Linked DNA regions of Homo sapiens: region 2 is linked to region 1. A link is a contact called in ENCODE Hi-C or POLR2A ChIA-PET data. All regions are on one chromosome and are shown on one strand. Each heading gives the region's core, a stretch centred on a gene start or an enhancer-like site at or near the end of the contact. The rest is flanking DNA. Distances are from core to core; before and after follow the strand shown.

Evidence for each region. A loop is a pair of places that touch in the nucleus more often than their neighbours do. ChIA-PET counts read pairs that join two places held with the same protein, here RNA polymerase II (POLR2A). Pooled maps may share reads with other maps.
Region 2: a pooled map shows a loop between it and region 1 (2.8-fold over the local background). The contact joins the promoter of SNAPIN here to the promoter of PIP5K1A in region 1. A Hi-C loop is called at or near these places in 2 of 50 pooled maps. POLR2A ChIA-PET finds 5 or more read pairs at or near these places in 2 of 52 experiments (K562 and activated CD4-positive, alpha-beta T cell).

Annotation. Positions count from the first base shown.
Region 1 is chr1:151,194,709-151,202,061 of GRCh38, reverse strand. It overlaps PIP5K1A (phosphatidylinositol-4-phosphate 5-kinase type 1 alpha), which reads right to left and starts at 3,510. Exons shown (of 16, transcript NM_001135638.2): 1 at 2,981-3,510. The coding sequence starts at 3,065. It overlaps LOC124904419 (a long non-coding RNA gene), which reads left to right and starts at 3,537. Exons shown (of 2, transcript XR_007066620.1): 1 at 3,537-3,611; 2 at 3,722-3,955. RefSeq lists enhancers at 3,033-3,112, 3,213-3,412.
Region 2 is chr1:153,654,535-153,661,887 of GRCh38, reverse strand. It overlaps SNAPIN (SNAP associated protein), which reads right to left and starts at 3,185. Exons shown (of 4, transcript NM_012437.6): 1 at 3,002-3,185; 2 at 2,704-2,750; 3 at 2,322-2,440; 4 at 36-688. The coding sequence starts at 3,144. The coding sequence ends at 587. ILF2 (interleukin enhancer binding factor 2) reads left to right here. Exons shown (of 14, transcript NM_004515.4): 14 at 1-100. RefSeq lists an enhancer at 3,340-3,419.

The DNA of each region.
Region 1 (7,353 bases), core at 2,261-4,760:
CACCATTAAGCTGTCAGCTTTTACACTGTTGACAAGTGAAATACACAGAGTAAAGCAAACCATAAGCTCTAAGAGATGTTTAACTACTTTTGCTATTGGAGCAATTACCATGTTTGGATTTGGTGGAGGCCATTATAATCTTTCCATAGTCCATCAAGAGCTTGAAATTTAGCCACTTTTTGCCCCCTTTTTTTTGTTTTGAGACAGAGTCTTGCTCTGTCACCCAGACTGGAGTGCAGTGGTGTGATCTCGGCTCACTGCAACCTCTGCCTCCCGGGTTCAAGCAATTCTCCTGACTCAGCCTCCTAAGTAGCTGGGATTACAGGCCTGCGCCAACATGCCTGGCTAATTTTTTTGTATTTTTTAGTAGAGATGGGGTTTCACCATGTTGGCCAGGCTGGTCTCGAACTCCTGACCTTGCGATATGCCTGTAATCCCAGCATTTTTGGAGGCCGAAGTGGGCGGATTACTTGAGGTCAGGAGTTCAAGACTAGTCTGGCTGACATGATGAAACCCCATCACTACTAAAAACACAAAAAAATAAAATAGCCAGGCATGATGGCACATGCCTGTATTCCCAGCTACTTGGGAGACTGAGTCAGGAGACTCATTCGAAGCTGGGAGGCAGAGGTTGCAGTAAGCCAAGATGGCACCACTGCACTCCAGCCTGGGTGACAGAATGATACTCTGTCTCAAAAAAAAAACCACAAAAACATTTATACAATCTGTATTATTAACTGTTAGTGAGAGGATCTGACAGAAAACATAAAGACCTACAAAAATACCAAAGAGTACAAAGCAAACACCTGACTTAATAGTTGAGAAGTTTGTTTATGGACCATACACAACCCTTCTTCTTTCTGGGTTGGGGATTAGAGGGGAAGCAGGTTTCAAATTAAGGAGCTACTCTATTAAAAATAAAAACCCAGGTGGGGCACGGTGGCTCACGCCTATAATCCCAGCACTTTGGGAAGCCAAGGCGGGCGGATCACAGGGTCAGGAGATCGAGACCATCCTGGCTAACACGGTGAAACCCCGTCTCTACTAAAAATACAAAAAACAAAATTAGCCAGGCGTGGTGGTGGGCGCCTGTAGTCCCAGCTACTCGGGAGGCTGAGGCAAAAGAATGGCGTGAACCCGGGAGGCAGAGCTTGCAGTGAGCCGAGATGGCCCCACTGCACTCCAGCCTGGGCGACAGAGCGAGACTCCGTCTCAAAAATAAATAAATAAATAAATAAATAAATAAATACCCTGTCACTTTTACTTTATCCTATTTCATGCTTATAATGCAGCATGAGTTGTTCTGGTCCCCTAATACTTTTATAGGAAAGGTAAAAAATCCCCTCTCAACAAACTAAAAATAGAGATTTATTAAAAATAAATAAAACTGCAGCTTATTAAGAAGATATGTGTGACTAGATATTTCAGCATCTGAGCTGGAATGTGAAAGGTGGAAGGAACCCTATTCAGCAAATTCTAAACAGCAAAAACGCAACACCAGGCCTGAGGAAATACCAAAATCTCAAGCAAAGCATCCAACATCTGGCAGCGTCTATTCCAGTGTAGAAGCAGCAGTTACTGTGAAACACCAGACACTTCTGATGGAAGCGCTCAGTTTCTGACTCACCTCCCGCCCCCCCACCCGACACACATACACACACTTTCTCCCCTACACACAATCTACTGCTTTTCTTGTGAGCCTCCTCAGCCCTCCCTCAATCTTCATTCGTTTTTAACTATTAATACGCTGAGCTCTCTACATTAACCTGGCTCCATTCTCCAAATTCCAATCTCCTGATACAGCGTAAGCATTCTTCCAGTCCATTTTTCTATTATGCAATACTCCCCCACAACACTTACAGTCACCCCCCCACCCATCTTTCTTCTTCTCAGGCCTAATTTCCAAAACATCACTTCTCGCAGTCTCTACTGCAATTCAAGACTCCATTCCATCTTTCCCATCTGTTTTTAAGGTCTTTGACCTTAATTTCCTACATTCCTTAGACTCTCTTCAAAATTTCCATTCCTTCCCAAAGTTGGGCAGTTTAGAGTTGGGAATCACCAAAGGAATTAGTCTGAGAAAGTATGTATGTGTGTCTGTGTGCCTGTGCGGCCCTAAGGGTGGGGGTGCGAAGTGAGAAGGGGTGACACATTAGGGGGGAGTATCTGAGGGAAAAGATGGCTTCAACAACTCCCGCCCACCCAACAAAATTCACGATTCCCTACCTCTCCAGAAATCGAAAGCGTCCAATAACTTTTCGATATCTTTTAAGTCCCATGGCTTCTCTTCAACATTTTCATCCAATTAGCCCACAATCAACTTAGATTCCACCTGCCTCTCACACTAAGTAGTTCTCTCTACTTCTTAGGCCTCCATTTACTTTCTTAGTTTCTCTACTCCCTTCCGTTTCTCTTGTTTCCTACCGCAACTTCTTTTTTTTTTTTTTTGAGACAGGGTCTCACTCTCTCGCCCAGACTGGAGAGCAGTGGCCCAATCTCGGCTCACCGCAAGCTCTGCCTCCCAGGCTCAAGGGATTATCCTGCCTCAGCCTCCCAAGTAGCTGGGATTACAGATGCACGCCACTACTGTCCGGATAATTTTTGTATTTTTAGTAGGGACGAGATTTCTCTATGTTGGCCAGGCTCGTCTCGAACTTCTGACCTCAAATGATCCGCCCGCCAAGGCCTCCCAAAGTGCTGAGATTACAGGCGTGAGCCACCGCGCCGGGCCACCCTACCCCCACCTTCAATCTCCATCCGTCCTCCTCAAAGACAACCAAAGTTTTCGACAACTTCTTAATCAAACTTATCCTTTCCTCAAACTCCTGCCCGCTCATAAATCCCTATTTGAAAGCCCAGCTCGCGCCCACTTACCGGTAACACGTAGGACATTCCCAGCTACAGGTACCCTCTTAGGTCTCGCTCTTCCTCCCATCGCATATTCCTCACCAGCTCCCTACCCACGCCCTGCCGGGCTTACCTGAGGACAAGGTACAGGAAGGGACCGCGGGATCAAAGGATGAAAAACCGACCGAAGACGACGGCCCGGAGGAGGCCGACGCCATCTTAGCAGCCCCCTCCCCCTCAGCGGCCTGGCTCTCTTTCAATCCGGTTCTTCCTCTTCTCGGAATCGAATCTTCCCAACGTCTCTTTACAGAACCCGCGTTCTGTGGGCCACCTCCCCGCCCCCTCCGGGGCCTCCCTCAGACACGTCGAGCCGGCTCCTGGACCAGCTCAAGGCCACACCATTCGCCTGGCATGGGGAAGAACTCACGTCCCGCACCCCCTCCACAAGTTTAACCGCTTTCCACAGGGGATACTTTCCCCTTTCACAGAAGAGTAAGCTTAAGCTGGCTGCTGGGACCTTGCGCCCAGACCAAGCCACATCTGAAAAAAAAACGAGGCATGAAAAGTCCCAAAGGAGCGAACGCCCCTTCTCCGTCCTTCCTAACCACGGCCTGTTAATCGCCCAACCCGGCCGCTTCACTCCGGGTAGCCAAGCAAAAAATCCGAGCACTGCGCATGCGCCCGACCTTCTCGGGGCATCAGCCCACTCATTGGGGAGAAAAAAGGAGCAAAACCAATCGGGAGGCTGCTAATGGTCACGTGAGGTGGGTCCTCACGCCCTGACGAGTCCACGGGTGGAAGATGTGCGCGCGCGGGTTGGCCGACAGTCCCTACGGTGGCTCGGCAGGTCCTCTTAGGTTCAGTTCTTTGCTAGGACTGGGTCGAGTGATCTGAACTCGGGACAAGAGTCGGTCCGCCAAGTCCTCTGAAATTCCTAACCCAGGAAAGAACTCTCTGCGGGAGTACTGGTGTCAAGTCAGAGACGTTAAGGTGTCGAATATCACAAAACATTTAATACCACCAAGAACTCTTCTTAGTCTTTTTCCTGTTTTACTACTCTTGTTTACTATTTGATTAAACGTGCGTGCATGTCTTACCTTCCTCGGAATGGCATTCGAAATAGATCTGTGTTTTGTTTGCCTCAAGCACAAAGTTAGGCACTGCACAGTGACGGAGTTCAGTAAATATTTGATGCATGAATCAGTGAAGACCTGTCAAAAAAGGGCACGGGAGGCTATCAGGGACTTATCACAACCTTCCCGCGACCCAACCCCTTTAGCCTCCAACTGTCAATTATCTGTGCTCCAAAGGGCATGGAGATACACAGAAAAATTTCTCCCATTGTAGTCTTCGTAGTAACTGCTCGTTTTTAACAAAGTACCCCGTAGGCTATGAACCCTGGTGGGAAGACCAGTCTCTCTGAGCAGACTGTAAAACTTCTGGGGAGCAAGGACTGTGTTTGGTTCACTCTTGTATCTCCAGCTCCTCCAGTGACTTCGTACATAGTAGGGGCTCCATAATTATCTGTGGAATGAATAAATAAAGAGGAATGGTAAAACATTCGGGGTAAGAGTCGGTCAGATAGATCCTCTCAAACTCATGGCCCATGAAATAACTCCATTAAAACAGGTTTTGTGGCCGGGCGCGGTGGCTCACGCCTGTAATCCCAGCACTCTGGGAGGCCGAGGCGGGTGGATCACGAGGCCAGGAGATCGAGACCATCCTGGCTAACACGGTGAAACCCCGTCTCTACTAAAAATACAAAAAATTAGCCGGGCGTGGTGGCGGGCGCCTGTAGTCCCAGGCTACTCGGGAGCCTGGGGCAGGAGAATGGCATGAACCTGGGAGGCGGAGCTTGCAGTGAGCGGAGATCGCGCCACTGCACTCTAGCCTGGACGACAGAGCGAAACTGTCTCAAAACAAAACAAAACAAACAAACAAAAAAAACAGGTTTTGTAACCCCCAGAATGACCTGGTTATCCTCTTTCCAGATGTCTTGTGGGTCCTCATAAAGTAACCTAGGACCCGAACATCCATAGAATATCCCCATGCAGGCCGGGCGCCGTGGCTCACGCCTGAAATTCCAGCACTTTGGGAGGCCGAGGTAGGTGGATCATCTGAGCTCAGGAGTACGAGACAAGCCTGGCCAACATAGTGAAACCGCGTCTCTACTAAAAATACAAAAAATTAGCTGGGCGTGGTGGCGGGTGCCTGTAATCCCTGCTACTCGGGAGGCTGAGGCAGGAGAATCGCTTGAACCCAGGAGGCAGAGGTTGCAGTGAGCCAAGATCGCGCCATTGCACTCCAGCCTGGGCAACGAGAGCGAAACTCAGTCTCAAAAAAAAAAAAAAAAAGGCCGGGCGCAGTGGCTCACGCCTGTAAGCCCAGCACTTTGGGAGGCCGAGGCGGGCGGATCACCTGAGGTCGGGAGTTCAAGACCAGCCTGACCAACATGGAGAAACGCCGTCTCTACTAAAAATACAAAATTACCCAGGCGTAGTGGAGCATTCCTGTAATCCCAGCTACTCGCTACGCCGGAGGCTGAGGCAGGAGAATTGATTGAACCTGGGAGGCAGACGTTTCGGTGAGCCGAGATGGCGCCTTTGCACTCCAGCCTGGGCAACAAGAGCGAAACTCCAACTCAAAAAAAAAAAAAAAAAAAAATCCCCATGCATTTACTGCAGCCTTCTACTCCTCCCTTATGAAGATCTAAGATAATTGTTTCCCTGCTGCCACCTGCTGGATTATTCGTCTTCCTTTGGGCACCGAAAGTAGACAAAATCTTGTTTGTAATTCCACAGCAGTGGAATTTTGTTGTGTTGAAGTATTTTATAATTCCCTGTACCTATACCCTCCACTCAACTAAACAGGACAGGAACTAGTGAGGGGCACACTGAGCACAGGATTTGGCTCATAGGTATTCAATAAATAAATATTTGTTGAATAAATTATCCTTGTTTTCCGAAAAGGCATAGGATTGCTACCATTTCCTGAGTTACTTTAGAAATCGGATAGTGTAGCCGGACGCGGTGGCTCACGCCTGTAATCCCAGCACTTTGGGAGGCCGAGGCGGGCGGATCACGAGGTCAGGAGATCGAGACCATCCTGGCTAACACAGTGAAACCCCGTCTTTACTAAAAATACAAAAAATTAGCCGGGTGAGTTGGCCGGCGCCTGTAGTAGCCCCAGCTACTCGGGAGGCTGAGGCAGGAGAATGGCATGAACCTGGGAGGCGGAGCTTGCACTGAGCCGAGATCGTGCCACTGCACTGCAGCCTGGGCGACAGAGCGAGACTCCGTCTCAAAAAAAAAAAAAAAAAAAAAAAAAAAATCGGCTGGTGTTGATGTAAAGCTGTTTCTGATTTTAAAATTGGAAACAGACTAATAAATCCCAGAATGACCAACGCAGTCAAACAGAGGAATCTTCTCCCTGTGAGCTAATCTGTGAATTCCATTTTATTTTATTTTTGAGACAGAGTCTGGCTCTGTCACCCAGGCTGGAGTGCAGTGGCGCTTGGCTTACTGCAACCTCCACCTCCCGGGTTCAAGCGATTCTCCTGCCTCAGCCTCCCGAGTAGCTGGGACTACAGGCATGCACCACCACGCCCAGCTAATTTTTTATATTTTTAATTTTTATTTTCATCAAGTACTATTTTTATTTTTAATTTCACCAACTCCCACTCAGTCCCTGGGGCGCCCCCACTCCCACTCAGTACCTGGGGTGTCCTCTGAGTCATGGAACCACTCCTCCCCGGTAACATTCCTGGCATAGTAGAACTGTGGTGACGTGGCAGGGTGTGGAAACAGGGGCAGAGCAGGACATGTTGGCTTAGTGCCCCAAGGAAACAGAAAAGGGAGTTCACCAATACATACTTTGGGAAAGGGGGTACAATCTGATGACCTCAAAGTAGGGCCACAGGTACAGACTTCAGTACATGTGAGTACACACCCACACCTTTATTAAAGTGTCATTCATATCTTAGAACAGTTTCTTTATTTTATTTATTTATTTATTTTATTATTGTTTTTTTTTTGAGACAGAGTCTCCCTCTGTCGCCCAGGCTAGAGTGCAGTGGCGCGATCTTGGCTCGCTGCAACTTCCGCCTCCCGGGTTCAAGCGATTCTCCTGCATCAGCCTCCCAAGTAGCTGGGATTACAGGCACAAACCACCACGTCCGGCTAATTTTTTGTATCTTTAGTAGAGACAGGGTTTCACTGTGTTAGCCAGGATGGTCTCGATCTCTTGACCTCGTGATCTGCCTGCCTCGGCCTCCCTAAGTGCTGGGATTACAGGTATGAGCTACTGCGCCCGGCCAGAAAAGTTTCTAAGATTAGAATGAAGTGATGGGGACTGGCAAGAGCAAGGAAAGGATTCTACAATAAGAGGATGGGCTATTTATTCAATTAATCATTCATTAATTAATTCACTCAATTAACATTATTTAGCCCAAGCTACGTCCCAGGCACTATTAGAGTTCCTGGAATACACAGATGACCATTAAGCCCA
Region 2 (7,353 bases), core at 1,936-4,435, 2.5 Mb before region 1:
TTTGAATTAAAGGACAAACTCCTGGAACCTTTCCATATACCAGAGTAAACTAGAATATCATTTTAAGTATTTATTGAATAAAATGATTCTATCAACACTGCTACTGTATTCAAGCCAGTGCAATAAAAAAGTGGGTGGACAGAGGTCATTCACTTTGACTTTGCCTGCCCCCTCCAAATCCCCAGTGTAAACAGGAAAATGAGAAGTCACAGGTAGAGGACATGCTGTCCAGGCCCATGTAACCAGGCATGTAACATACAAAGGAAGCCCCTCTGGTTAACTAGTCCTGAAGAAGGTAAGCCTCACGTATGCAGCTTAAAAAAAAAAGTAGAGGCCTCAGCTCATTTGTGAAAGGAAGCAAGAGCCATAATTAATGTAAGTCCTTTGGGAACCTCATTCTGGCTGTGTGTAGGTTTCCTGGGGCCCCTACATAAATGGGTAAGACGAAGTGCTTCAAACAAACTGTACGGCTCCCTTTTTAATGTCTGAAGGTCTATGGGGACTGTCTCCTAGGATCTTTGCATGTCTGTTGAAACAAGGCAGCTGGGGAACAGTACTTGTGCTACTGAGTCCATAGGCTCATCTGTTATTTGCCTGGGGAGCCAGGGGGGTAAATTCCCGAATCCAGCATTGCTCTCCTGCGGGCTGTTTCCTTGGCAACACTGTGGTTTAGCCGTCTCAGTCGTTCCTACAAGACAAGGAAGGTTTGGAATCTTAACCACTGTGAAAGGCTTGAGAGTGTAAGTGAACTAGGTGCTGAAAAATACCGGGCGTGATCTACCTCAAAGTCAGTCTTCAAAAGTATATATAAGAATGTAGGCCGGGCATGGTGGCTCACACTTGTAATCCCAGCACTTTGGGAGGCTGAGGCGGGTGGATTACCTGAGGTCAGGAGTTCAAGACCAGCCTGACCAACATGGTAAAACCCGTCTCTACTAAAAAATACAAAAAAATTAGCTGGGCATGGTGGCGGGTGCTTGTAATCTGAGGCAGGAGAATCGCTTGAAACCGGGAGGTGGAGGTTGCAATGAAATGAGATCGTGCCACTGCACTCTAGCCTGGGTGACAGAGGGAGAACTCCATCTCAAAAAAAAAAAAAAATGTAGGCCAGGCATGGTGCTCATGCCTATCCCAGCACCATTTAGGAGGAAGTGGCAGGAAGATCACTTGAGCCCAGTTTGAGAACAGCCTGGGCACCATAGTGATAGCCTGTCTTTTTTTTTTTTTTTTTTTTTTCCCGAGACGGAGTTTCGCTCTTGTTGCCCAGGCTGAAGTGCAATGGTGCGATCTCAGCTCACCGCAACCTCCGTCCCCCGGGCTCAAGTGATTCTTCTGTCTCAGCCTCCCAAGTAGCTGGGATTACAGGCATGCGCTACCACGCCCAGCTAATTTTGTATTTTTAGTAGAGACGGGGTTTCTCTATGTTGGTCAGGCTGGTCTCCAACTCCCAACCTCAGGTGACCTGTCCACCTCGGCCTCCCAAACTGCTGGGATTACAGGCAAGAGCCACCGCGCCCAGCCGATCCTGTCTTTTTATTTAAAAAAAAAAAAAAAAAGGCCAGGCAGGCCGGGTGCAGTGGCTCACGCCTGTAATCCCAGCGTTTTGGGAGGCCCAGGCAGGTGGATCACTCGCATGCAGGAGTTTGGGACCAGCCTGGGTAACATGGTGAAACCCTGTCTCTAGAAAAAATACAAAAATTAGCTGGACATGGTGGTGCATGCCTGTAGTCCCAGCTACTTGGGAGGCTGAGGTGGATGGATCGCTTGAGCCTGGGAGGTAGAGGCTGCAGTGAGCCTTTATCATGCCACTGCACTCCATCCTGGGTGATAGACCTTGTATCATAAAAATAAATAGCCAGGTGTGGTGGTTCACTCCTGTAGTCTCAGCACTTCGGGTGGCCAAGGTGGGAAGCTCACTTGAGCCCAGGAGTTCCAGACCAGCCTGGGCAACATGGAGAAACCCTACTTCTACAAAAAAATACAAAAATTAGCTGGGCGTTGTGCACGCTTGTAGTCCTAGTTACTCGGGAGGCGGAGGCAGAATTGCTTGAGCCCAGGGGGCGGAGGTTGCAGCGAGCTGAGATTGAGCCACCGCACTCCAGCCTGGGTGACAGAGGGAGACTGTCACACACACACACACAAGAATGTAAATGGCAGCAACTGAATAGTGAGAATGAGACGAATTTTCCTAGGTATTTTTCAAGTACTGGGAGAAGTGAATTTCCCTTTCCCCAAAGAATTTTAAAATTACAGTGGCTTTCACTGTGTTGAGGACTTACAAAAAAGGGCAAAGAATCACTGTTGGTAAGATATTCTTTTACCTGAGCATTCTGTAGAATGTTGTTAACCAAGACAACGCGTCGCCGGGCATTAAGTAGCTTCTTAACATAGGGGTCAAGATCCAGGGCCACCTTCTGATCCTCATTTATGCGGCACAGTTCTGGGGATGGAAGTAAGGTGCAGCTAAGATCTAACGGCTTATCTCTTGTTCTGAGGGAAAGCAGGCTGGTAATGGGATGGAAAACACTTGCACCCAAACGGGCCACAGCCATTAGAGATTTAAGACATCCCTGAAAGGAGGAGTCCTTTGGCAGCCCTGATGCCCTGGAAGCAAGTGACAGAAACTCAGCCCAGGGGTTGGCAAAAACCTAAGGTCCTGAAAGTGGGCTGAAGAATTCCGGGTACACAGGGATGCTCACTCACCTGTGGCTAGGTTGTCAATTTGTTCCCGGAGCTCTACCTGGCTCTCTCTGCAAAGAGGTACAAGGCCTACAAGGTCAGGCAGTTACCGGAGCTCAGGAAACGAACTCCCCTACGTATTTACCAAGTACTGAGAGAAGCCGGCCTCCGCTGAACCCTCCACCTGCGGCCTTCCCGCCTGTCCTCCCCGCCTCGAATCAGTTTCCTAAATTTATGCCCACTCCCAGCCAGAACACTTTCTTGGCCCCGCCCCTACAAAGCCAGAGAGACAGGCCCCGCCCCCAACTTCCCTCCCGGGCACCTGACGGCGTGTACGTGAGAGTCGAGCTGCTGCACAGCGGGTCGCAGGAACTCCAGCAGCCCTTCGGCGAAAAGGTCGCGGCCTGTGGGCCCCGCCACCGGGGTCCCTGCCCCCGATACAGCGGCGGAACCAGCCCCCGCCATCACGAATTGTCCTGAAGCCCGAAACCTGCCGCGAGGGCCGCCGGGAACCGGAGCCGCGCCGCACTGCCCCGCCCCGTGAGGGGGCGCCCGGGAAATGCTGTCTCCACCAAGACACCGGGGTTTCTGGGAAATGGAGTCTAGCGCGAACCGGGCGGGGAGGAGGGCCAGGCCGTAGGAGTAGAGGCCTTGTGGCTGGTCTTGAAAATCTCCAAAGTTCAGGTTGTAGAAAGGAACCAGTTTTTGGAGTGGATACTTTTCGTTTTCTTTAAAGGTGAAAATAAACGCGAATACCTGCAGTTGTCCATAGCCTTCCCATGTTAACTTTATGAGATAGCCGGGCATGGTGGCGGGCACCCAGCTACTTGGGAGACTGAGGCAGGAGAACCGCTTGAACCCGGGAGGCGGAGATTGCAGTGAGCCGAGATCGCGCCACTGCACTCCAGTCTGGGCAACAGAGAGACTCCGCCTCAAAAAAAAAAAAAAAAAAAAAAAAAGCAACCCAAACCAAACAAAAACAAACCAAAAACAAAAACACTTTATGAGAAAGCCACATTATATTCATAGTATCGTTTTCTATTTCTAAAGAGTTTATTGTGGTTGGTTGTTTTTAAGACAAGGTCTCTCTCTGTCGCCTAGGCTGGAGTGCAGTGCCACCGTCTTGGCTCACTGTAGCCTTCACCTCCTGGGGTCAAGAGGTCCTCCTGCTTCAGTCTCCCAAGTAGCAGGGACCACAGGTGTTAGCCACCATGCCTGACTAATTTTTCATTTTCTGTAGAGAAGAGGTCTCACTATGTTTGTTGCCCAGACTGGTCTCGAACTCCTGGGCTCAGGTGATCCTCCCAACTCAGCCTCCTAAAGTGCTGGGATTACAGACGTGAGCCACCACGCCTGGTCTATTTCTAAAGAGTATATTTTTAATGGCATTAAATATGTAAAAAACTGCATGTATCCGAATTTCATTCCTTTTTAAGGCTGAATAATATAAACATGCAGGCAGGGCATGGTGGCTCACTCCTGTAATCCCAGCACTTTGGGAGGCTGAGGCGGGAGGATCACCTGAGCCCAGGAGTTCGAGATCAGTCTGGGCAACAAACCTAGTGAGACTCTGTCTCTACAGGAAATAAAAAATTAGCCAGGCGGCCAGGCGCAGTGGCTCACGCCTGTAATCCCAGCACTTTGGGAGGCCGAGGCGGGTGGATCACGAGGTCAGGACATCGAGACCACGGTGAAACCCCATCTCTACTAAAAATACAAACAATTAGCCGGGCGCAGTGGCGGACTCCTGTAGTCCCAGCTACTCGGGAGGCTGAGGCAGGAGAATGGCGTGAACCCGGGAGGCAGAGCTTGCAGTGAGCCCTGATCGCGCCACTGCACTCCAGCCTGGGCGACAGAGCGAGACTCCATCTCAAAAAAAAAAAAAAAAAAAAAAATTAGCCAGGCATGGTGGCTCACAGCTGTGGTCCCCGCTACTTGGGAGGCTGAAGTAGGAGGACCTTGAGCCTAGGAAGTTGAGGCTACAGTGAGCCAAGATCGTGGCACTGCATGCACTTCAGCCTGGGTGACAGGGTGAGACCCTGTCTCAAAAAATAAAAATTAAAAAAAATTTTTTTTTGAGACCGAGTCTTGCTCTGTCACCCAGGCTGGAGTGCAGTGGTGCAATCTCGCTCACTGCAAGCTCCGCCTCCCGGGTTCATGCCATTCTCCTGCTTCAGCCTCCCGAGTAGCTGGGACTACAGGCGCCCACCACCACGCCCGGCTAATTTTTTGTATTTTTAGTAGAGATGGGGTTTCACCACGTTAGCCGGGATGGTCTCGATCTCCTGACCTCGTGATCCACCCGCCTCGGCCTTCCAAAGTGCTAGGATTACAGGCATGAGCCACCGCGCCCGGCCATAAAAATAAATTTTAAAGTTTCCTTAGTTCACTTATTTTTCCTTTCATTTTTAGAGACAAGGTCTCACTCTGTTGCTGAGGCTGGAGTGCAGTGATGTTATCATAGCTCACTGTAACCTCAAACTTCTGGGCTCGAGCCATCCTCCTGCCTCAGCCTCCTAAGTAACTGGGACTACAGTCACCTGCCCCCATGCCTGGCTAATTTTTTAAATTTTTTTGGTACAGGCAGGGTCTCCCTATGTTGCCCAGGCTGTTCTCGAACTCCTGGCCTCAAGACACCCTTCCATGGTTTTCTTTTTCCCTGAGAATTATGAAGACAATGATTCCTTCCTTAGTTTAGTTCGGTTTGGTTTTTCATGGCTTTCCAGATAATTTACATCTGTCTCCTAGGCTCTAATGTGTTCCCGTGGCTCCCAATTCCCTAGGCCATGGGGAAGGATGTATGAGCAGAAATGCTCCTGGAGGACAGGCAAAGGCATCCATAGTGATAAATGGGCACCAGAACGTTCAGCTTTGAGCTTCATCTTCAGTAATAAAGGAAGATAAGGCATTTGAATCACTGTGAGATTTGGTGGTCAGCAGCTCTAAACCTAAGACCCCAACTGTGATAACTTTTTTTTTATTATTATTTTTTGTAGAGACGAGGCCTCCCTATGTTGCCCAGGCTGGTCTTGAACTCCTGCATCAAGCAGTCCTCCCACCTCGGCCTCCCAAAGTGCTGGGATTACAGGCGTGAGCCACCAAGCCCAGCCCCAACTGTGATAACTTTTAAAACCTTATACACTTACACTGGGTGGGGTGGCTCATGCCTGTAATCCCACCACTTTGGGAGGCTGAGGCGGGAGGATTGCTTGAAGCCAGGAGTTCAAGACCGGCCTGTGCAACATAGGGAGACTCCCATCTCTACAAAAAAATTAATAAAAAAAATAACTGGGCATGGTGGCACACACCTGTAGTTCCTGCTACTCGAGAGGCTGAGGTGGGAGGATCACTTGAGCCTGGGAGGTAGAGGTTGCAGTGAGCTGTGATCATGCCACTGCACTCCAGCCTGGGTGAAAGAGCAAGACTCTGTCTCACACACACACACACCAAAAACCACCTTATACACTTTTTGTCGTTGATTACGTTTGTATCCCTGTATCTTCCTCTCTGGTGATTAGAGGTAAAGCTCTTGCGAGAGGCTAGGAGCTTATTTTGGGAGTAAGTGGCAAGGCAACTGCAACCTGCTTCACAGTCAGGCCTTGGGAAAAGGAAGCCCAGGGGAGAAAGTAGTGACAGTGTTGAAGAGGAATGGAAAAGTGTTGAAATCTCTGAGGCTTGTACTGCAAAGAGAGAACAGGTGTTGACCTGGGCTGGGAGAGGGCCTTGGAGGTTGATGGCCCACTGTTTGCACAAGAAGCCCTTGTGTGTTAGGCCACTGTCCTTTCAGGTGCCTCTTCAATTCTTTAGATTAAATACTCCCTATTGCCGGATTTAGCAAACAGAATAAACAAAACACTTGGGACACCAGGTAAATTTGAATTTCAGATAAACAACAGTTTTTTTTTTTTTTTTTTTTTGAGATAGAGTCTTGCTTTGTTGCCTGGGCTGAAGTGCAGGGGTATGATCTCAGCTCACTGCAACCTCCACCTCCGGGTTCAAGCAATTCTCCAGCCTCAACTTCCCGAGTAGTTGGGATTACATGCGCCCGCCCCCATGCCTGGCTCTTTTTTTTTTTTTTTTAGATGGAGTTTCACTCTTGTTTCCCAGGCTGGAGTGCAGTCGCGCGATCTCGGCTCACTGCAACCTCTGCCTCCCGAGTTCAAGCAATTCTCCTGCCTCAGCCTCCTGAGTAGCTGGGCTTACAGGTGCCTGCCACCACGCCTGGCTAATTTTTGTATTTTTAGTAGAGACGGAGTTTTACCATGTTGGCCAGGCTGGTCTCAAACTCCTGACCTCAGGTGATCCACCCGCCTTGGCCTCCCAAAGTGATGGGATTACAGGCGTATGCCACCGTGCCCAGCAACAACAAATAATTTTTTAGTATGGTTATCTAGTAATCTGACTTCAAAGGCTGGTTCTCTGAGGAAAAGCATGTGTTTTGTTTTTATGCTTTCCTTTTTCTTGAACTTTATTTCTCATGGGGTCTATTGCAAAGGCCTCCTGACTGATCTTGCCTGTAGTCTCTATATTCCAGGTCAGTCTGCATTCTGAAATACCAGTCAGATTTCATAATACCCCTGCTTAGAGAAAAGTAGTGCTGAAAGGAATTTTAGACTCTGTCCTTTGTTCCTGGGACACTTGTGAGGAAAACTGGACAAGGGTCTTGAAGAATCC